Regions from separate parts of the Mus musculus genome. Here regions 2 and 3 are each linked to region 1. A link is a loop called in an ENCODE intact Hi-C map of the cell type or tissue named here. Cell type or tissue: heart. All regions are shown on one strand.

What was found. Peaks named below come from ENCODE experiments on the same cell type or tissue, not always from the same donor. Only the 100,000 strongest peaks of a DNase experiment are listed, where the experiment ranks them.
Region 2: a loop joins it to region 1, with 2.8 times the contacts of the local background. A loop is called at or near these places in 4 of 42 quality-filtered maps.
Region 3: it touches region 1 in a loop (2.1-fold over the local background); 2 of 42 quality-filtered maps call a loop at or near these places.

The regions. Positions count from the first base shown.
Region 1 is chr13:67,125,265-67,133,264 of GRCm38, reverse strand. Zfp759 (zinc finger protein 759) reads right to left here and starts at 5,037. Exons shown (of 4, transcript NM_172392.3): 1 at 4,951-5,037. The coding sequence starts at 4,956. In heart, a CTCF peak has its summit at 4,608; a DNase peak (open chromatin) is centred at 4,984; H3K4me3 peaks cover 1,041 bases; H3K27ac peaks cover 928 bases.
Region 2 is chr13:67,265,158-67,273,157 of GRCm38, reverse strand. It overlaps Zfp458 (zinc finger protein 458), which reads left to right and starts at 4,090. Exons shown (of 4, transcript NM_001001152.2): 1 at 4,090-4,127. The coding sequence starts at 4,122. In heart, no CTCF peak of the experiment used is centred here; a DNase peak (open chromatin) is centred at 3,997; H3K4me3 peaks cover 1,266 bases; H3K27ac peaks cover 765 bases.
Region 3 is chr13:67,191,294-67,199,293 of GRCm38, reverse strand. Zfp455 (zinc finger protein 455) reads right to left here and starts at 4,788. Exons shown (of 4, transcript NM_001048204.1): 1 at 4,700-4,788; 2 at 635-761; 3 at 50-145. The coding sequence starts at 4,705. In heart, no CTCF peak of the experiment used is centred here; a DNase peak (open chromatin) is centred at 4,673; H3K4me3 peaks cover 967 bases; H3K27ac peaks cover 841 bases.

The DNA of each region.
Region 1 (8,000 bases):
AAGGTTTCCTAGTCATGAGATTACTGGAATAAAAATTGTATCTCTCACATGATTTACAACTTTAGATTCAACATCTGACTGAGTTGGTTAGATTTCTTGCTTTTAAACACAGGATTCCTATGTGAATACAGCTGACCTGCCTAAACGTTACTTGTCTGCTACAATCCAGGAATAGATTTTTGGGGACCTCTTATCTCTCAAGACAATCTATTTTGCCTAAGCAGACAACACCAGGAAGGGGAGACTGCAGACCTGCAGGGGGCTCCTAGAGCTGCATCAACTTCCTCATTCCCAAGCCCCTCACCTGTTGCTCTAAAAGGTCCAAGCCAGGTTTCTCCCCTCACTCAATCCCCCATCTCATACTTCCAAGTGAGTTGGTGCCCCTCTCTATGTGTACTAACAAACAGCCCTATCTCTTATTCTCAGCCGCTTTCCTAATTTTCTTCTCTTTGGACTGAGCTCCCAAATCTAACATCATCTATATTGTCAAAAATAACCATATTGCATCCTTGTAGGGCACTGAATAGTGTCCAAAATTAACTACATGTACCACAATTCCCTGATTATTTTACTTTTATGATTTAATTAAGGTTCATTCAAATGAATGGAGTTCACATTCAACCACTTTAAGATGACCTTAAAATCATAGAAGAGGAGAATATTAAGAAAACTAATGAATTTGGGTTTAAGGAATATAATAGGATAAAGGAAGCTGCTATATTGTCAAACACACAAAACAAACAAACAAACAACATTTAAGTTTTCTGCAGGTACAGTAACTGCTAGGTTATGCCTGCATTTTCTCCTGAAAACCATAAGGCCAGATCTCATATAAAAATAACCAATATAAAAGATCATGCTGGCATTTAATCCCACCACCATACTTGATAGAAATACTTGCCATTACACATGGCTTAGATGAGCACTAGGACACAGACTTTAGGAGTAGTCATAACCTTCATCAAAGACTACAAACATTTCAAAACGGCACAAAGAAGCATCTCAGTGCCATAGCAGACAGCGACCTTCAGGAGAATAAATGCTTCTGTGATGCTCAAGAAGCCAAAAGCTTTAGAAGGATGGAAATGACAACACAATGCAGGATTTGAAACTGGAATTCAATAAAGAGAAACACTGAAGAGGATTCTGCTAGCAATGATCCAAAATCTATCCCAGTAATCCTAACAGAAAACTTAACAGAAAAACTTAAAATAGAATAAATAGAATTAAAATAGAAAAATAGAATAAATTGGCAGAAGATAGCGTGTAAGTATTTACAAATAAAATGGATGTTCTAGATAAAATAAGCAGAGCATATGAAATAAATGAACAAAAAAATCTGTGGGAAGGAAACATGCAGGAAATGTTAGACAAGGTGAAAAGACCAGGAAGTTTCATAGAAGAAGTGGATTTGGCCTCATGCTGCTTGTATTCTAGTGTTAATTTTGGCTCCCAAAACAGCTTACACAACTGTAGGCTCCGGAGACAATAATGACCTTGCCCTCCCGTTGGTTCTAATTGATAAATTAAGATGGCAGCAGCAAATAGCTGGCAGGGCAGCGAGAGGTGGAACTTTTAGGATTCCTGGGCTTGGGACAGATGAGAGGGAGAGAGAGAGAGAGAGAGAGGGGAGAGAGAGAGAGAGAGAGAGAGAGAGAGAGAGAGAGAGAGAGAGAGAGAGAGAGAGAGAGAGCAGATTCTTCATGACTCAGAGGCAGAGGGCTCAGATTCAGGAGCTATGGAAGAAAAACCACCCAAAATGTAGGTGGAAGGAGCAAGCAGCCCTATGGGGCCAGCTGCCAGAAGGTAATAGAACAGCAAAGATAAAACATAGAATTACAAGGTGTTAAACCAGAAACTCCAGAGGGAAATATATGCTAGGCGCAGGGAAGATTAGAAGTACTCAACCATTGAGCTAGCCAAGGAATATCAAAATTAACGATCCTGAACATGCACGTGTGCCTGTGTGTGTGTGTCTGTTATTGTCAAATCCAGAGCAGGTTAACTAAATTACCACTATACAGATATGATCTCAAGAAGGCTGTAAAAGAAATCCCTAAAGTAAGGAAAGGTACACCCATAATAATATAAAAAGCACACATAATATTTAATTGGACAAGATCAGAAAATAAATTCCTCCTGTCATACTGAAATCTGCAAGTGAAAGAATACATTTATTAGGATATCAGGCAATTCCTCTATGTAACTTTGAAAGTCAGAAGAGCCTGGAGTAATCATTCCAACTCCTAAAAGACAATGATATCCAACTTAAGACACTGCACACTGCACAACTATCTGCAGCGACTGAAAAAGACAGAAAAACATAATAAAGAGCATTACAAAGTTGTATCTTACAAATCAAACATAAAGAAAATACAGAAACCACCATTTTAGGCTGACAAGAGAGATGAGCATAGCCAAGAAACCATGAAAAAGAATCAGAAGCCACAATTACAAAACCACAAAGGGCCACTGAGAACACGAACAACACTGAAAATGTGGGACATACTGACAATGAACACTCACATACCAAAATAAGTGATGCCCACCCAGAGTTCTCCTTTCACGAGATACAGGCCAGAAGAATGAATCAAGAAATGAATCCAACTTAGTCAGGGTTTCTATTCCTGCACAAACATCATGACCAAGAAGCAGTTGGGGAGGAAAGGGTTTATTCAGCTTACACTTCCACAGTGCTGTTGATCACCAAAGGATGTCAGGACTGGAACTCAAGCAGGTCAGAAAGCAGGAGCTGATGCAGAGGCCATGGAGGGATGCTACTTTACTGGTTTTCTTCCCCTGGCTTGCTCAGCCTGCTCTCTTATAGAACCAAGACTACCAGCTTGATGTAGAGATGGCACCACCCACAAAGGGACCCCCCCCCTGCCCACGATCACTAATTGAGAAAATGCCTTACAGCTGGATCTCGTGGAGGCATTTCCCCAACTGAAGCTCCTTTCTCTGTGATAACTCCAGCCTGTGTCAAGTTGAGACAAAACTAGCCAGTACAAAGTTGTCTACAACAAGTAGATATGAGTGATGTCTTTTAGATTTTCCAATTACACTGGACAGATTTTCAAAATATCCCTTTATGATAGTCTGAAGTTTTTGGTATCTGTTGTAAAATCTCCCTGTTCATTTCTGAATCTAATCATTTGGGTCCTGTTTCTGTTGGTTAGCTGGATCCAGTGTCCCTCAATCTTGTTTATCTTGTTTATCTCCAGCTCACTAAAGCTTGGTTTGACTGAGGACAGTATAAGCAAGATCGCCTGAGATGGAGGAGGGGATGTGGAGAAGAAACCCTGAAAAAACAAACACACAAAGAAAACCTGTGTGTATGTTGTGAATGCAAAACTCTTGTAAGGAGTCTGTGTGTGCAGAGACTGATGGCCCACGTGGAAGTTCACTGAGGGGCAGAGCCTGGAATTCTGCAGGTTCAGGGTTAGCTGTCTTGGGCTGATTTTCCCTTCAGGGACAGTCCTTGCCTCACTATGTAGTGGACCACACAGCTTGTTAATAGATAAAAACCTCTCAGAATCCACTGACTAGGCAGAACATGAGATTCTATCAACCCAAAAGCTAAAATCTCAGCAGATGGTATCTTAGGTGAATAGAATATCTCCCATATCTCAAGGTACATATACATACCTCTATCAGACTTACACCAATGTATTTTAAGCTTTCTTAGGTTAATGACATTCTTTGTTCTGTAAAACCATGAAATAGATTTCATGTTGGAGCATGGAATTTGGATTAATTAAACCTGTGTTCTCAGATCATGGCTACAAAAATGGCTCTGGACTAAACTATTCTCTTAACTCTTCAAAAGGACAACTATGCATTTTGCATGAACAGGAACCTACTATATGCAAATCATAAGTTCCCAAGTATGCCACAGGTTTTGAAATTTATCTTGCAGCCTTTCTAATACAGTTGAAAAATTTGAAGACTTCTTCCTAAAACTATTAAGGGTGCATCAGTAAACCTGAAAGTCACATTGAGGGACAGGGAAAATTTAAGAGAGTTCGAACACTGCCAATAATAGGAACATACATAAGAAAATCACATGATGAGACAATATCCAGATCCTGCCAGATTAAAGAGAACAATGTACAGAGCCTGGCAGATGAGCAGAGATATTTCCTCCTTCCCTTTCAGACTTTCCAGCTCCTCCCAGCGATCTTTCTCTCATCACACCAAGTCATCTATCTCTCACATCTGAAAAGAAGTCCAAATACTGGACAGAACACATACTCAGAACACAAACATACTCAGAACCGTTGAGGTATTACTGTCTAGTCATTTTTAATCTGTGTAAAATCCATAATTACATAGATTGTGCAAACACGGGATGTTACCAATTACAAGATTATTCTGTGGCTATACAGCCATGTATTGTGAGGAATCATGTCACTGAGATGTCTATTAGAAATTCCCACTCTAACCAAGGCATCCATAAATCTAACAATTCATTCCAAAGGAAAAGTAATTAACACCCCACACAACAATCACCGTCACAGGACTCTCTGTCCCTGGACACTAGGAACTTTAGAAAGCTGTGTGAACTCAAACAAGGAGTAGTCTCCAGGACATGACGTATAGGGGGCGGTAGATGTCCCCGTGTTCTGTATGTCCAGAGAATCTGACTACAGCCAGTGAGAATGGGTCAACTAGGCCGAGCACGTTTCCCTTTAAACATGCTTGAGCTCTGGTCAGCATCGCAGGCACAGGCAGTGTGCAGACCCTGCCTGCCCTTGCCATCCTGTAGTTTCTAACGTTCTCCTCATCAAACCTGTGCCCAGGGACAGTGACCCAGCCTAGGTCAGCACAGCATCTCCAGGTCAGCAGCTTCCTGTCTCACAACAAGCCCAAGCCGGCACTCTCCGTGCCCTACCCGCCACCCTGCACAGTCCCTCATATCTGCAAGATGGTGCTGTTCCCTGCACCAACCTCCATGTCAGAAATCCAAATGCAGCGCTCAACAGGACAACTGCACAAATTTGAGAAGCGACCTTTGACGAAAGAATATGGAAATTTGATGCTGACAGCACTTTCTGATGCCGTCACAGGGGCCGGGACTACATTTCCCACAAATCAATTGGAAGGACTTCCGGGAACCCACTGAAGAGGTTTTGTACACTGCCTGGATTACAGTCCACTGAGAGCAGGTGCACATGGACATGCACAGGGAATTTGGGCTCTTTTACAGTCCTTGGTCACGGCACGAAATGTTTGCCTGTGAGCTGAACCTTTCACATTAATCCCGCCTATCAGGTTTCCATGTTATCTCTGATAAAACATTTTGATTTAAAAACTCCGACCTACTATAGAATCTTATTAACAAATGGAAAATTCATGCTTTCATGATCTGCTTTATTTAAGAATGTGGAAGCAGGAAGTTAATGTAGGAGTGAGCATTATCTCTTTACGATTCTATTGAAACCATCCTAGTCGCTTAAGATAGAAGAATTAGAAATCAAAGCTAGTCACCAGCAGATGTTTTCTGAGCACTCCACTGGTTTTTCTCTTCTGTATGTCTCCCAAGGGGCGGGACAGAGTTACTGGGATCACAATGATGTGTGTACTAACTCTTTTTTTTCGAGGCAGGGTTTCTCTGTATAGGGTTTCTCTGGCTGTCCTGGAACTCACTCTGTAGACCAGGCTGGCCTCGAAATCAGAAATCTGCCTGCCTCTGCCTCCGGAGAGCTGGGATTAAAGGTGTGCGCCACCACGCCCGGCGTGTGTACTAACTCTTAATCCACTGTGCACTATAGGATTTCCCCCTGCCTTAGGTTTGATGTTCCTTATTGATTTTTCTGTCTCTGCACTGATCCTGTCATCGGTCATATTTGACAATATTTGAACATTAGTGTTATCTGTCTTGAATTTCCCTCACTTCTCCTAAACAGAACACTGAGATATTTTCTTCTTGAATACAAAGATATCAGAAATATTCATAATACTGTCTAATGAGATCACTGTATTAAAGGAGTTACACTGGAAACATAGAGTATTGAGAATTCATGTCTCTTCTTGGGAAGGTTTATTCTTGTGCAGTTCATGGTTGAGTCAAAGTTACAAACCCTGTTACAGAAAAGACTTCCTACTTCCCTGAATCCTAATGATTCAAAAAGAAGCTGTTTCAAAGAAGATACTGTGCCGAGTCCATATTTAATTCTTCTTTTCCAGTGAGTATGTTTATCCAGGAATGCAGAACGGCTTCCTCAAATTAGAAAAATTAGAGTCAAGGAACAATACATGTACCTGTACTTGATTGGCAAGTGTCATGACTGGTCTGTCCTCCTCCTGAATGCTGCAGTGAAGGGCATTGACAGAAACCACAAAAGTTAGTATTTCTGAGCATAGCTAGTTTTCCAATATATGTTATGTGTTGAGATCTGGTCTGTTGCTATGTATTGTAATGCTAAATTCTGTATCCAAGATCTAGTACTACAGCTGACTTCTCATATTTACATGGTTCTGTGGCACAAACCTTCATCCTTGATTTAAAACTATGGGATAAATCAAATTGGCTACAGCCAATTACTGGAGGGATTTGTGGAGGGCGGGTATTGAGTTACCTGGTAGGGGGTGGAGAAGAGAGAGAAGAAAGAGAGACCAGGACAAGGAGAAATGGGGAAAGAGGATGAAGATGCCCTGGGACAGATGGACCATGAGCCTGTGGCCAGGAGAAACAGCAAATATCTGGGGTAGAGCACTGGGAAGGTAGCCATGACGGCAGTTACAAGAGTAGATTAGTGGTTGTGTTCCAGTAATTGCCAAAGCCAAATGCTATAACCCTAGGCTGAGTTGAATTTATCTGTAAGCTAGTCAGTCATAACCTTAAGTACATTGTGCTACTTGTGTGTATGTGTGTACATGTATATTTGTATCTGCTACATGCAAACCTACCTAAGAGAGTAGTCATTCATAGGAGATGCGCTCATCCTTGAGGATACAGCATAGAGTCACGACTCTTCTACTGTCTCCATTTCTTTGCATTTTGCCTGTGTAATTCAATAGGGGGAGTAGCTACCGTGGTATAGTCACAACCTGAAGATTTGATCAAAGAGGAGGCTCATTCAGCACACTATTAGGGACCCAGGCATAGTTATGGAAATGTCTACTGGAGCTAGAGTCTCAGGACTAATATGTTTGTTTAGGCCATGTTCACCATTTTAAATATATTGCCTACTATAATTTTTTTACATCTTGATCATTTAATTTTCTCTCTTGGGAACAATCCCTAGTATGTGTCATGTTTAGCGAAATCACTTGAATATCTGTGCTTACAGGCTAAAGAGATTGTTCAGTAGTTAAAAGTAATTAATGGCCGGGCGTGGTGGCACACGCCTTTAGTCCCAGCACTTGGGAGGCAGAGGCAGGCAGATCTCTGAGTTCGAGGCCAGCCTGGTCTACAAAGTGAGTTCCAGGACAACCAAGGCTACACAGAGAAACCCTGTCTCGAACCTCCCCCAAAAGTAATTAATGTTTTATAGAAGATGAGTTTGTTTTCTAATATGCATATGGTGGCTCTCAAGAACATATAATAGCAGTTCTAGAGGATCAAATACCCTATTTTGACATTATCAGGCTCAAACATCATCAGGAATCTATTATAGAATAGATAGGCCCACAGAGAGACAGACAGACAGAGACAGATACACAAGTAAAATAAAATATATAATTAAAAAATTATGCTGCTCATGGTGCTACATACACTCAATTCTGTTAGTTAGGGGTCAGAGAGTTGTATCTCTTAGTTACTGGAGAGCCAGTTTATAGAGTGAATTTCAGGTATGTCAGTGCTATACAGAGAAACCCTGTCTGGAACAAGAACAATAACAAGAAGTAAAACCAAGGTTTCACGTTTAGAAAAAATAATGATATTTAAAAGGAATATTCATATATATGTATATATATATATACATTCATATATGGTTAAACAACTGCCAGTTTTCATTTTGAAAGATAGATCCTTTCATCAGTGATAAGCAAAA
Region 2 (8,000 bases), 140 kb before region 1:
TAGTAGCCTGGGCTGGCATTTGTGTTCTCTTAGTGTCTGTATAACATCTGTCCAGGCTCTTCTGGCTTTCATAGTCTCTGGTGAAAAGTCTGGTGTAATTCTGATAGGCCTTCCTTTATATGTTACTTGACCTTTCTCCCTTACTGCTTTTAATATTCTATCTTTATTTAGTGCATTTGTTGTTCTGATTATTATGTGTCGGGAGGAATTTCTTTTCTGGTCCAGTCTATTTGGAGTTCTGTAGGCTTCTTGTATGATCATGGGCATCTCTTTTTTTATGTTTGGGAAGTTTTCTTCTATTATTTTGTTGAAGATATTAGCTGGCCCTTTAAGTTGAAAATCTTCATTCTCATCAATTCCTATTATCCGTAGGTTTGGTCTTCTCATTGTGTCCTGGATTACCTGGATGTTTTGAGTTAGGATCCTTTTGCATTTTGTATTTTCTTTGACTGTTGTGTCGATGTTCTCTATGGAATCTTCTGCACCTGAGATTCTCTCTTCCATTTCTTGTATTCTGTTGCTGATGCTCGCATCTATGGTTCCAGATCTCTTTCCTAGGGTTTCTATCTCCAGCGTTGCCTCGCTTTGGGTTTTCTTTATTGTGTCTACTTCCCCTTTTAGTTCTAGTATGGTTTTGTTCATTTCCATCACCTGTTTGGATGTGTTTTCCTGTTTTTCTTTAATGATTTCTACCTGTTTGGCTGTGTTTTCCTGCTTTTCTTTAAGGGCCTGTAACTCTTTAGCAGTGCTCTCCTGTAATTCTTTAAGTGACTTATGAAAGTCCTTCTTGATGTCCTCTATCATCATCATGAGAAATGTTTTTAAATCTGGGTCTAGATTTTCGGTTGTGTTGGGGTGCCCAGGACTAGTTGGGGTAGGAGTGCTGCGTTCTGATGATGGTGAGTGGTCTTGATTTCTGTTAGTAGGATTCTTACGTTTGCCTTTCGCCATCTGGTAATCTCTGAAGCTAGCTGTTTTAGTTGTCACTGTTAAGAGCTTGTTCTTCAGGTGACTCTGTTAGCCTCTATGAGCAGACCTTGAGGGTAGCACTCTCCTTAGTTTCAGTGGGCAGAGTATTCTCTGCAGGCAAGCTCTCTTCTTGCAAGGCAGGTACCCAGATATCTGGTGTTCGAACCAGACTCCTGGCAGAAGTTGTGTTCCACTCACTAGAGGTCTTAGGATCACGTGTGGAATCCTGTGTGGGCCCTTGCGGGTGTCAGGTGACTCAGCTGGCAAGGTAGCCCGGGGCTCGAGTGGAGTGGAAGGGGTTTGTGCCCCAGATCAAGCCTGGGTAGTCTGCTTCCCTATGTACCGCCGTCTCAAGTTCCGCGCGATTGGATTGGGGCAGGCGCTGTGTTCCACTCACTAGAGGTCTTAGGGTCCCGTGGGGAGTCCCGTGTGGGCCCTTGCGGGTGTTGGGCAAGACTCTGCTGGCAAGGAAGCCCGGGGCTCGAGTCGAGCGGAAGGGACTTGTGGTGTTGTACTTCTATAGGCATCTCCTTCTTTAGGTTAGAAAAAATTTCTTCCATGATTTTCTTGAAAATATTTTTCTGAGATTGCTTTCTTATAGAACCCAAGACTACTAGCCCAGGGACGGCTCTCCCACCCTTGATCACTAATTGAGAAAATGCCTTACAGCTGGATCTCCTGGAAGTATTTTCTCAAAGGGGACTACTTTCTCTGTGATAACTCCAGCTTCTGTCAAGTTGACACACAGAACCAGCCAGTACAAACATCAAATTTGTTCAAACATGAGGCCTGAATATTTTTTTTTCATCAGTGTTTTCCAGATAGGGTTGTTCTGTGTAGTGCTGACATTCCTGAAATTCACTCAAAAGACCAAGCTGTTCTGAAGTACAGAGATCCAAGTCTCTCTGACCCATAACTGTTAGAATCAAAGAAATATACCACCATAGGCCCCATAAATACTTTTAATTATATATGTGTACATATATACATACATATATGTATATATACATACATTTTTGTTTATATGTATACACACACATATATAATTTTACTAGCAGTGTGTGTGTGTGCATGCATGCCTGCCTGTCTGTCTGTCTGTCTGTCTGTCTGTTTATGTCCCTGTGCTCCTCTCTTCTATATGAGCTTCATGATGTCAAAAGAGTTGGGCTGGTCCTCTAGAACTGTGCTTGTGAGCCACAATGTGAATGTTAGAAAACAAACTCATGCTCTGTAAGAATTTAATTACTCTCAACTACTGAACAATCTCTTTAGCTTACTGTAAGCATAGATTTTTAAAAGGAATTTGGCCACACATCACATTGAATGCAGAATGTTTCTATGGGAGAAACTTAAAGGATTAAGTGACTATAAAATGATAGTGTAGGCAATAAAGCTAAAACTTCCAACATGGTCTAAACAAGCATATAAGGCCTGAGAATCAGACTATGGTAAACTTTCTGTAAGTATGCCCGGGCCGCTAACACCATGCTGAATGAGGCTTTCTCTAGAGTCTGCATGTTCAGTTTGTGCCTACCTCCTTCTCTTGAATTAACCAATTTCACTAGGAGGAAATGGAAACTGCGGAACAGTTGAGGTTTCATCCTCACAGATCAGCTCCTCTCAGGTGAGTCAGTTCCCTCAGTCAGTACACTCACACATTGAAAGCCTAGCAGTACTTATGGTTGCTGGCAATGCCCTTCCCTGCAGCCTTCAGGAGTACAGACTAGTCATGAGTTCATTCTAAACAGACATGCCAATCAAGTGTCCAGGTGAATGTATTAGGGGTATTGTTTAATACTGCTTGATGACTCTAGTTTCTCTAAGAGGAGCTGTATCCCTGGCTTAGCACACTGCCTGGAATACAAGAATTGAATAGGAACTTCCCATAGTCTCTGCACTGAAACAGCTTCCTCATCAATCTGTATACATCGTGGAAGCATGAAGCCTTCCTTATAATGGGTGTGTACCTTTGTCTCAAACACAAACTGCCCAGCAATAAATCTTCCTAAGAAGAGATGGGCATTCTCAGTACTCCATGGTCCCAATGCAGCTTCTTTACTACACTGAGCTCACTTGACAATCGTAGGGACATATTTCTAACACCTTTGTATTCAAGGAGGAATCATCTCAGTGTTCTGCTTAGAAGTGAGGGAAGTTCAAGACAGATAACAAATATTTAAATCGTCTGAAACATGAATCATGGCGTGATCAGGAGAGAGGAAATTCTATAAGGAACATCAAAGGGAACAAGGGAAATCCTATAGTGCACAGTGTACCAAGAGTCAGTAGACTCACCAGTGTGATCCCAGGAGCTCTGCACCTCCTGCTGGGAGATGGGGAGGAGGAAAGCCTGTGCTCAGAGAACACCCGGTGGTGACTAGTTTTGATTTCCTGTTCTTCTTCTTTTTTTTTTTTTAATTATTATTTATTTATTATATGTAAGTACACTGTAGCTGTCTTCAGACACTCCAGAAGAGGGCGTCAGATCTCATTACAGATGGTTGTGAGCCACCATGTGGTTGCTGGGATTTGAACTCCAGACCTTTGGAAGAGCAGTCGGGTGCTCTTACCCACTGAGCCATCTCACCAGCCTGATTTCCTGTTCTTCTGTTTTAAGCACCTGAGATGCTGCATGTCAGGCGGGATCACCAAGCGTGGTTTCATTAAAGAAATGCACAGTCCTACATTACCGTCCTGCTTCCTTATTTTTAAGTAAAGCAGACCATGAAAGCATGATTTCCCATGTGTTAGTATGATTTCATAAGTAGGTTTGAGCTTTAAAATCACGTTTTAGCAGAAATAACTAGCATGATTAACATTACTGAGAAAGGCTCGACTCACAGGCTAACATCGCATGCTGAGACCACAGCACTTCAAAAAAGCCCGAATGCCCTGTGGCTGCCCATGTGCAGAAGACTGTTTCTTTCTAATTCCACTTGCTCACAGTAGGGCAGGTACCCAGGCAGTGCACAAAACCCATTTGGAGTGTTCCTGGAAGTCCTTTGCACTGACTTGTGGGAAATGTAGTCCCAACAATTATGACATCACCAGAAGGGGCTGTCAGTATTGAACTTCCGGGTTCGTTCTTAAACCTCGCTTCTCCCCCAAAGTTAGGGGACTGTCCTGCTCAGAACTGGGCTTGGATCTCTGACATGGAGGTTGGTGCAGGGAGCAACGCCGTCCTGCAGATCCAGAGGGACTGTGCAGGGTGGCGGGTCGGGCGCGGAGGGAGCTGACTCAGGCTGGTTGGGAGACAGGGGAAGCTGCTGACCTGGAGATGCTGTGCTGACCTAGGATGGGCCACTGCCCCCGGGAACAAGATTGAAGAGGAGAAGGTTGGAAAACAACAGGATGGCCAGGGCAATCTGGTTCTGCTGACTGCCTGTGCCTGAGATGCTGAAGGGAGCGCACTCAACTTTGCTGAAGAACATGCTCTGCCTAGCTGACCCGTGATCACATGGCTATAGTCAGATTCTCGGGATTTACAGAACTTCCTAAATTTCCTAGTGTGCTGGAACAGAAAGTCTTGTGAGGGCAACTGTTGTGTGGAATGTTAGTTCCTATTCCCTTGGAATGAATTGTTAGATTTATGGACGCCTCCGTTTGAATAGGAATTTCTAATAGACACCGCTGTGACCTGAATCATCACAATACATGGCTGTATAGCCACAGAATAATCTTGGAATTGGTATGAACCCGTGTTTGCACAATCCAAATAATTAACCTTTCTTTCCCCTTACCTCTGGTACGTGGGCTAGAGGGAAAGTTGAAGCGTTCAAGAACTCTAATTAAGTAAGTCTTGAAATTTCTAAGCCTACAGTATGATGTTTTCTAGTTCCATCCATTTGCCTGAAAAATTCTTGATATCCTTATTTTCAATAGCTGAGCAGTATTTCACTGTGTAAGTGAACCACATTTTCTTTATCCATTTGTTCATCGAGGGATATCTGTATTGTTTCCAGATTCTGGATATCATGAATGAAGTTGCTCTGAATGTAGTTGAGTAAGGTGCCTTGTAGTTTGGTGGAACATCTTTTGGGTATATGACCGTGGTATAGCTGGGTCTTGAGGTAGAACTATACCCAATTATCTGAGGAGCTGCCAAATTGATTTCTATAGTGGTTGTGCAACTTGACACTCCCTCCAGCAATGGAGGCGTGTTCTCCCTGATTCACATCCTTGCCAGCATGTGCTGTGGCTTGCGTTTTTGATTTTGGCCATTCTGCTGGGTGTAAAGTAGAATCTCAGTCACCTTGGTTTGCATTTTCCTGAAGGCTAAGAATGTTGGACCTTTTAAAGGTCTTTCTTGGCCATTAAAGATTCCTCTATTGAGGAATTCTCTGCTTAGCTCTTTAACCCATTTTTAAATTGGCTATTTGGGTTGTTGGTGTCTACCTTTTTGAGTTCATTATATTTTTTGGGTGTCACCCCCCCCACCCCCATGAGGCATAGGGTTGATGAAGATCTTTTCCCCTTCTGTAGGCTACCAATTTTTTCCTATTGACAGCGACCTTTGCCTTGCAGAAGCTTTTCAGTTTCATGAGGCCCCATTTATTAGTTACTGATCTTAGTGCCTGAGCTATTTGGTGTTCTGTTCAGGAGGTTGTCTCCTGTACCAGTGTGTTCAAGGCTACTTTATACTTCCTCTTGTATTAGACTTAGTGTATCTGGTTTTATGTTGAGGTCTTTGATCCATGTGGACTTGAGTTTTTGCAGGATAATAAATTGGATCTATTTACATTTTCTAGATGCAGACATCCAGTTAGACAGCTACCATTTGTTAAAGATGCTTTCTTTTTCCATTGGATGGTTTTTGTCTTCTTAGTAAAAAAAAAAAATCAATGTTCATAGGTGTATGGGTTTATTTCAGGATCTTGTATTTGATTCAGTTCATCAACCTCTCTGTTTCTGTACCAATATCATGCATTTGTGGTTGTTGTTTTATTTGTTTGTTTGTTTGTTTGTTTGTTTGTTTTACTATTCTGTGGTACAGCTTGAAATCAGGGATGGTCATTTTATTGTACAGGATTGTTTTAGGTATACAGTTTTGTTTTGTTTTTTCCATGTGAAGTTGAAAATTGTTTTTCCAAGGTCTGTTAAGAATTATGTTGTAGTTTTAATGGGAAGTGCATTGAATCTGTAGATTGCTTATGATAAGATGGCCATTTTTATTGTTAATCTTACTTATCCATGACCATGAGAAATCATTCCATCTTTTGATATCTTAGTTATATTCCTTTTTCAGAGAGTTGAAGTTCTTGTTTTACAGGTCTTTCAATTGCTTGGTTAGAGTTACACCAGGATATTTTATAATATTTGTGGATAGTGAGAAGGTAGTTGTTTCCCTAATTTCTTTGTCAGTCTGTTTACTGTTCATATAACTGAGGGCCACTGATTTTTTTTTTTTGAGCAGATTTTGTATCCAACCATTTTGCTGATGATGTTTATATGATGTAGGAGGTCTCTGGTAGAGTTTTGGGGGTCACTTGTGCATGCTATCATATCATCTGTGAATATCCATACTTTGATTTTTTTCTTTTCCAAATTATATCCCCTTCTTGTTGTTTTATGGCTTTTGCTAGAACTTTAAGTACTAGATTGAAGAGATGTGGGGAGATAGACAGCCTTGTCTTGTCCATGATTTTAATGGAGCTGCTTTAAGTTTCTCTCCATCTAATTTGATGTTGGCTATTGGCCTGCTGGATGTTGCTTTTCTTGTGTTTAGTTATGCACTTTGTATTCCTGATCTCTCTAAGGCTTTTAACATGAAGGGAAGTTGGATTTTTTCAAAGTTTTTTTTTCAGTATCTAAGGAGACTATTATGAAATATTTGCTTGTCTCAATTTGTTTATATGGTGGATTTAGTTGATGGGACTTCATATATTGAACCACTCCTGTGTTCCTGGGATAAAGTCTCGTTCATCAAGTTGGATGATATTTTTGATCTGTTCTTGGGTTTGGTTTGTGAGTATTTAATTGAGCATTTTTGCATCAATGTTCATAAATAAAGTTGGTCTGAAATAGTCTTTCTGTGTTGAGTCTTTGTGTGGTTTAGGTATCAGGGTGACCACTGTTAGGTTTGTCTAGATGAGCTGCAGGCAGGTAGGGAGTTGGAGTAAGAGCTCCAAGGTTCCCCTTTAAATCCATATTTATGTTCTTCCACTCCCCTAATTAGAGCTTCCCAGTTCTTCCCAGTTTCCCCCACGAGGTCATATGTACCTTCCATTCTGTCTCTTTATTTTCTTTTTAATTAATTTTTTTTTACGTATTCAATTTACATCCTACTCACTGCCCACTCCTGATTACCCACAATCCTCCCACACTCCCCTACCCTTCTCCTCTGAGTTGGTGGAGGTTCCCCGGGTTTGCTTCCCACCCTGGCACTTCAAGTCTTTGTGAGGCTAGGTGCTTCCCACTGAGCCCTAACAAGACAGCCCAGCTAGAAGACCATATCCCAGGTACAGGTAACAGGTTTGGGGTATCCCCCATTACAGTTGTTCAGGACCCATATGAAGTTCAAGCTACACATCTGCTATATATGTGCAGGGAGGACTAGGTCCACCCCATGTATGTTCTTTGCTTGTTGGTTCAGACTCTTAGAGCACCAAGGGTCCAGGTTAGTTGATTCCGTTGGTCTTCCTGTGGTGTTCCTATTCACTTCAGGGCCCTTCCTTCCTCCTATTCTTCCATAAGGGTCTCCAAGCTCCATCTACTCCTTGGCTATGGGTGTCTATCTGTCTGAGTCAGCTGCTGTGGACCCTCTCAGAGGACAGCGTGCTCCTGTCTCTATGGTTCAGGAGTCTGATGGAGGTAGAAGAGAGGTAAGGGGAGAATCCCATTCTCTCTCTTATGCTTCCAAACAGAATCTCTGCAGGGCTTCTTGGCCTTCATGACCATCCGTATAACAAGGCAGGGCAGGCAGGAAGACAGTTTGCCCAACTCATTAGCAGTTCTTTGTTTAAATGGGGAGGAGGGATTTGACCTACACTTGTTTTTTATAGGCATATTCATGCACAAGCACAATTGGATGA
Region 3 (8,000 bases), 66 kb before region 1:
GGATCTTTGGACTTGAAATCTGTCCCCTGGTCCCCACATTCCTACACACCTGGGTACACAGTGGCTGCTGCTTGTCTCTTCATATCCCAAGGCCCTTGTCTTTGCTCCAGAAATGTCACCAGGAATGGCTTAGAGACAGCAAGACCTGTTTGGAGAACAAGAGGTTAAGATTGATTAAGTGTTCTTTTACTCTCTCTTTCAGAACAGTGTTTATAAGGAAAGACATGATACAATAAATAACTGCAGACAATTAGTTCCTTCAAGGGTTTCTGACATGGACAGTAAAATACAGAAAGGAATGTACAATATCCTGATTCTGAGTTTCTTTAGAGGGAAAACATGAAACTGAATAGAGAAACAATTTCATTAACAAGTGTGGTCCACGCCTGATGCCGGTGCATTTCTAACAGTCCCACAAGAGCAAAGGAGGCATGCTTCCAACACAGACATTTCAAACACAGCGAGGAAAAACAATGACATGTTTCTTAGCTGTACAGCAACCTCCCTAATTTTTCTTCAAATGATGGATATGAAACTCGTTGTTGAAATACTTCCATGAGATATTGTACAAAGCAGGGAAGCTACATGTTGATGGTTGGGGTGAGATAGGAATTCTCTAAGATACAATGCTCACCCAGGAACACAAGGTGGCTGAAATTCTCCAGCATCACGTCCCTGTACAGATCCCACTGAGCAGGCTCCAGGCATTCCCACTCTTCTGGAGAGAAATCAATGGCCACATCCCAGAAGGACAACATTTCCTGAAATGAAGACCAATGAAAAATCCCACACCTGTAATTAATTAAAACCACTAATGAACTCACAGCAAACCTCTGGTTTTTACGTAGACCTCTGATGCTCATACTCAAACTGCTCCTGCTCCAGAAATATTCCCTGGCTATTATGTGCAGAAATTGTAGACATACCTATTGGGTCAGATCACAAGGTCATACATAGTCCTCTGCACTTTGGTAAGCTTCAGTTTTCTGCAGAGCTCTCTCTGATGCAGCCAGAAGCGCTTTGAACAGTAAGAGCTACACACTCATGTGTAGGAGCGCTTTGAACAGTAAGAGCTACACACTCATGTGTAGGAGCGCTTTGAACAGTAAGAGCTACACACTCATGTGTAGGAGCGCTTTGAACAGTAAGAGCTACACACTCATGTGTAGGAGAGCTTTGAACAGTAAGAGCTACACACTCATGTGTAGAAGCGCTTTGAACAGTAAGAGCTACACACTCATGTGTAGGAGTGCTTTGAACAGTAAGAGCTACACACTCATGTGTAGGTCTAAGGAAAAGCAATCAGAATGCAGTGAGAGCTTAGGATGCTTTAGTAACATGTCATTAGTATGTTCCCCTCTAAGGTTTCAACCTAACAAGTCACCTGCGGCAGCTTCTAAGCATGATGTAACTTCTATTGATGAGGCTTTAAGTCCCATTGGACAGCTCCTGCATATGTCAAGATATTGAGTGGCACTGTGGCATCTTTACAGCTGGAATGACATACAGGATATTGCTGTGGCCCACTGGTATAAGAGCTAAGCAGGGCTATTGATTGCTTCTCTCCCTTGGAACCTGGCAAAGCACCTTCAATGCGTATGGACAACTTGTCCCTCTTCAGATCTTCATGTCAGATCCAGCTGCAATGCCCTGAGTCTTGTGTCTGAAGTGCAAGGTGATTGCACCCTTGGGAGGAGGGAATAGCTATTGTCACAAGACTTTATAGGACAACTAAAATATATCCTCTTTAAAGAATGACCGCACAGAAAATAGCCTTTTGTCTAATGAGCAGAGTTCAGCAAAATGAAGAGGCCAGAAAATCTCCAAAACACCAGCAGAATGAAGCACTTTGGTGAACAGAAGATTCTCAAGGGAAAAGAAATTGAACTGTCTTGAAACCTTCTTTAAAGCTGGTAGAGAAGGGTCCTGTCTCTACAAGTAAGTGAGAACAAACGGATTACACCCTTTTCAACCACAGGATCACCAAGTCCGTGGGAAAACCAGCAATGTAGGGAATGGCAGGAGCCCAGAGCAGAGCAAAGATGAAAACAACTCTCTGTGAGAGAAACACAGCATGCTCACAATGGAGCTACCATGTCTTGAAATCATACAACTCAGGAAATGGAATAAAATGTGAAAAATATGAAAGACCAAATGTAATCATCTTTGTTTTCCCTCTGAAAAACATTCCTTATATAACGATGATTTATTTTTAAAATAAATAACACATTTGTTCCATACATTAGGCCTCTAGATGTATTTTTGGATTTTAGTAGTCTGTATATTGTTTATGTGTCTTCTTAAAGCACCAGTAGGTGGAGTGTATTCAGTAAAGGATGGAATAGAGAATATGAAAGAACTGATCAGGCAAGCAGACACAGCTGTTAACTCATTATATGTCACCTTACTTGAAAAAGACTATGGAGGACTCTGTGAAGACAGAGAGTTTCTTTTCTTTTTTTTTTTTTTTTGGTTTTTTCGAGACAGGGTTTCTCTGTGTAGCCCTGGCTGTCCTGAAACTCACTTTGTAGACCAGGCTGGCCTCGAACTCAGAAATCCACCTGCCTCTGCCTCCCAAGTGCTGGGATTAAAGGTGTGTGCCACCACGCCCGGCTAACAGAGAGTTTCATAACAGAAAATGACAATGTATTGAGGATCTGCACTGCTCAGGTTTATTACTTGTATATGTGTTTGACAAATGTTCAAATCATGTAACTTCTCTTCATGGCCTCTGACATACACATGCAGATCAGCAGGATCTGACTGTCATCACCAAACACACCTCCTCTCCAGTTTTCCAGATATGACATGTCTAACACAGCAAGGTTCATACATGAGTTGTACAGACAAGTAACTCCTTCCCTCATACTAACATTAAGAGGCCTGGGAGATCAGGGGGACAACTACACACCAAGGGGACCTGGACTTAAACCTGTGCAAGAGGACGGCATCCCACACTAGCAGTTTCCTTTACTGGTTGCAGACAGCAGTACCCATGTGAGGGACAGTGGAGGACGTGGGCTTGTTCCAGCTAACTGTAAGAAGCATTTGCAAGCAGCTAAACCTCTGGGACAGGAACACAGGAAGATATCCCAGAAAAAGAGGCAGAAAATGACACATGAACATAAACTACAGTAGCCTGCATCATTCAAGAACTGCAGAAAGGCAATGAAGAAATGATGGAGTCTCTGCCTAGATATGGACGGAGCAAACTGGAAGAATTCAGGGAAGACCAGAAGAAAGCATCCTCAGGTCATGGCAGAATCTAACACAAACTTAACTATCCAAAAGGAGTGAACATTCACTGTCAATAGGAAGAATAATCAAGCAAGGGAAAGAGGAGAGTCCTTCCTCACACAGTAAATCCAAACAAATAGTCACCCAAATGTACCATCTTTAACAAGAGCATGTTAGTGAAAACAAAGTTTGAATCCCACATGGATTGGGTCGGCAGAAGGGAAGCATGTGTACTTTGTAAGACACCAAAGTGTTGATTGCAGGGGTTTTCCACGGCTCTCACTGGAAGACATGGAATGAATCATAGAGAGTATTTCTCACGTCCATCAAGCATGATTAAATGTTTTCTGACACAGACTGAGGTAGCCTACATTGGCCTTGAATTTGCTATCAAGCAGGGGTTGACCAGAGGGTCCTGCCCCTCCCCCTCACAAATACAGAGATGACAGGAATGTGCCTCACAGTAGGCTCAAGTGTCTTTCTATCACAGGTCTGTTTACTTTAAGTCACAAGAATACACACAGGTCTGTGAGCTCTTCCTTACCCTGCTGACCTGACACAAAAGCCTGGCCCCCTAAAACAAGGCCACGCGAGATTTTCACCAGATACTAATACCCTGCTCATAAACGTTCTCAGGTTCAAGGCCTGATCAAGGCACGTTGACATAATCATAGTGTGCCAAGCAGACATTGTGTCTTATTTACAATTATTCAACCCTACTTTATGAACAGGAAACCTATCCAAGGTTTAAGGAAACCCAGCCCTCAAGGTAAAACCAGGTGGCAGGTTGCCTGCTTTGCTGACTTCCCTCTGTGTATCCACTACATGTGTTTCCTCACCTATAGTCAAAGACTCTCAGTGACCTCCCATCCTGGCAGATCTCTCTGCTCTGTTCCAGATTTTCCCATCTATGACCTGTTGGGACTTGGATTTTTATTCTCTCTTAATTCCTTAACTGATAGGGAAAATGAACATAATCAGGACCGTAGGAGGAGGCCAGGTACAGAGGATAGTGGGGCCAGGTACCCCATTTGCTCTAAAGGTACTGACTGGGGCATCTGACAGCATCCACCTGAGAATGGGGCAGCTAGGGGAGCATGCTTCCCAGCAAAGCTGTCAAAGAGTTCCCAGCACTGCCTCAGGTGCAAGTAGTCATCTCACCATCACTAGCTTGCAATCCTGACCCCTGCTACCAGTCTGTTCCTATGTCCAAGACACCCTGCGGTGTCCTATGAAAACCCTCACCTCAGACACAATCCCAATCGCCCCATTCCTGGTCCAGAACTGCAACCTCACGTGACCCAGCCAGATCAGCACAACAAATCCCAACAGCTTCTTTTCTTCCGTTCTCCCTCCAAGCCCAGGTCCGCTCAGTCCCCACCTTCCCCACACCCACTCTCCCCGCCTTTTCCCAGCCCGATGCTTGCACAAAGCCCCAGGCTGTGCTGTTTCATGAACCAACCTCCATGACAGAGACAACAGGCGTGTACAGCCGTTCAGGACTCTCGCAAAAACTTTGAGGAAGGCACAATGTACAAAACGAAAGCTAAAGTGGGATTGCCTGGATGGCTCCTCGTGATGGCACAGTTGCTTGGACTACATATCCCAGAAGTCTTTGCGAAGCTATTCCTGGAACTGAATGTGGTCTTTCCCTGGTCTTAGATTTGTAGCCTTCTCTCTGTTTTCTTTACTATTATACTATGGTAGGTACTATGGTAGGTACTTGGCCTACTTTAAAGCGCTCGACTCTAATGTAGACTCTGTCATAATACTCAGTATTGCAAATAAATAAATAATACTTGTTCCTTTGCAATTACACTCTGCATGAGACATACATGGATCAGATTCCACATCATGAAAAACAGTTTTGTGTAAATATTAGGATGTATATACTGTGGTTAGTTGGTCAGGGACACATTGAGAGTATAGATCATTTAACAAAGTTAAAACTTTAAAATGTTAATATATATTTAAGAAATTCCTTTTTAGTGGGAGCTGTACTACAATTTTAACGGTCTCCAATGGTTGTTCACAAACACAGGTACACATAAGCCACTGGGTATGTTTGCCCGTTGTTGATGTTGTTGTTCCTTCCCCTGCTCAGATTACACTTGGGAGGACACAGCTCCTGAGGTCACACTGGTATGTGTACTGGCCACTGGCCCATTATCCATTGTTAGAATTCTCTCTGCAGAGGTCTGATCTTTCTTACTCAATTTCCTTTCCCTGCTCTGATCTACAAGTGTTCCTATGTGACAATATTTTGAAAGTCAAAGCATCTGCCCTGAACTAACCTCAGTTTCTCAAAATCAGGACAGAGAAATGATTATTTCAAAAACAAATCAGAAATATCAAATAAGTTTATTGGAATTTGACAATCAAATACGTTAAAAAAAAACACCATACTCTGTAACCTGGAAGCCTCTGAGAGTTTCACTTTCATCTGTTTCTAAGAAAGACAATTCACTTCTCAACATGCCCATAGACTTTAATAGTCCCAAGACAGTCAAAGCCCAAAGTCTCTTGATGTTGTAATTCAATCAATTGCTTATTTCAAAGTGCTTACAAGATTACTCCTTCAACCTACCATGGACCAGTGGAAACCTGCCTTTTCCAAAAGGAGGAATAGTGACCAGGCAGGGAAGGATAAGAATAAGTTCGAGAGGAATGTGCTGTGAAAACCTAACCCCTACATCATCATATGCATTGGGTCTGTGGTTGCTGAATCATTTGGATGTCAAAGAACAGTGTCAACCTAAACTTCATCTGTGTGTTCTAAAGCACAGACATCCCCTTTCTAGATGTTGCTATGTTTCTAACATGAGGCTATGGTGGGGTTCCAAGTCCACTTAGCTGTCACCTGCATGTTTTATGAAGTGTGATCCCACCAAGATATTAGGAAGGACAGTATACACCCTACCAGTTACATGGTGAAGCATTTCTCTTAGCATGGCTGCAAAGCTCCATGCTGACCTACAGGATGCACCTCAGAGCCTCCACAACTAGTACAACATATACAGTGCTGTCCAGTTCTGCTTTCATCTAGGTTAGTATCAGGCCCCAAGAGAGTTTCCTTTGTCGCTGTGTTCTGAACCTGGAGAGCTTTCCTGAAAGTGTAGTTATGAGCATAAAGTCCCCACAATGGGCTTTCCAATGAAATCAAAATTTCAAATGAAATTCCACTTCCACAAGGCAGAGACTTCCATGGATGTGCTCTTGTCACAGAGGAGATTTAATGTTGGCTCTGGACAAAGTACCAGGATTGCCCATCTCTATAACAAGAATAGGGGATCTCACAATGTCTATAACTTTAGATTCACTGAGGTTGTAGAATGAGAATAGTACCCTACAGCCTCATACAACTGATGCTTCGGTCTCAGTTGGTGGGAAATATTTGTGAAAGAGTGGGAGGTGTGACCTTGTCACAAGAAAATGTCACTAGGCTTTTTCATTACACAATAGCATGCAGTTTCCAGTTATCTGTATGTGCTCCAGTGTGGATCAAAGAGTAAGCTGTCTGCTCCTACACAGGACCATGACTGCCTGCTTGCTGCCATGTTCCCTGAAGTGGAATGACTTCTCAGCTCTTCAACCACCAGCAGGAAATCAAACTGCTTTATGTGTTTCCACCACAATGAATAAGACACTCCATTCTGTGATTTTTCCAGTGAAGAACAGAAGAAGAGTCTGCTCCCATCAGACCAGGGTGTAATGACAGACGTAGGAAAGATTCCACCCAAGACTCTATCATGAATCAAGAGTTTACTAGTTTTGCTGACAGGCATTTGATTGAGAGATAGCACAGGAATACAGGTGGCTCAAGGCAGCGACATGTGACTGGATTCTGGGTAAGAACTCAGGAAAGTTGCATGCCTGCAGACGATTCTTGTCTTGTAGGATGCTGCAGTGATAACAGGGTTCTCAGCCTCTATAGTCCTTAATGTTTATATCAGCTTCATCAGTGAGACTCCTGTGAGTCTTGTAAAGAACTCTGAATTCCCCATGCCTACTCACAAGCTTACTTTCTTAAGGCTAATGAAGCCCACCTCCAAAATGTGATGTTTCCTTGGAATGGAAACTGATGTTGGTCAAGTCAAAAGCACATTCATGAGTGAGAGACCAATGAATGCTTCTGTTCGGCACTGCCCTTACCGTCGAAGGACTACTGCTAAAGTGTAGAGACACACATATGTAGAGACGATCTTCTTTCCTAGATGATCTACCAGAAAAAAATCTCATAAGAAACATTAACAGAAAATTTCTCCTGCATGATTCATGAACTCATCATGTGAACAGTCAATAATTCTAGGTTCCTGAGTCTGAAAATCATCAACACTTGAATAACCTTATCAGATATTGGTGTCTGGAAGTGAGTTTCAGAGATAATTATCTTCCCTGTCGTATATTGCTTTGGAACACAGTCTTTAGATGAACCTGGTCGATGGTAGTCTGTATTCCCCATAGGTCAATCTGGACATGAGGTAGTTCTTAAATATCAAAGTTCCATCTTATCCTGGCTCCATTCATGTTCACTTGAACACTGCCCAGCCCTCTACTCTCCTTCCACAATTACATGGATTCTGTTGTTCATAAACCATGTTTTAAGGCTTGCAGGACAAGCAATTTTCAATATCAGCCTCTGCTTTCTGTCCCCAGACACCTTCTTTCCAGTCTCAATTTCTCTCTACAGTTTATACATTATTTATTCTGTTACTTCCAAAAACATCATGTACTAGCCACACTGAAGTTTCCCACTTTCCTCA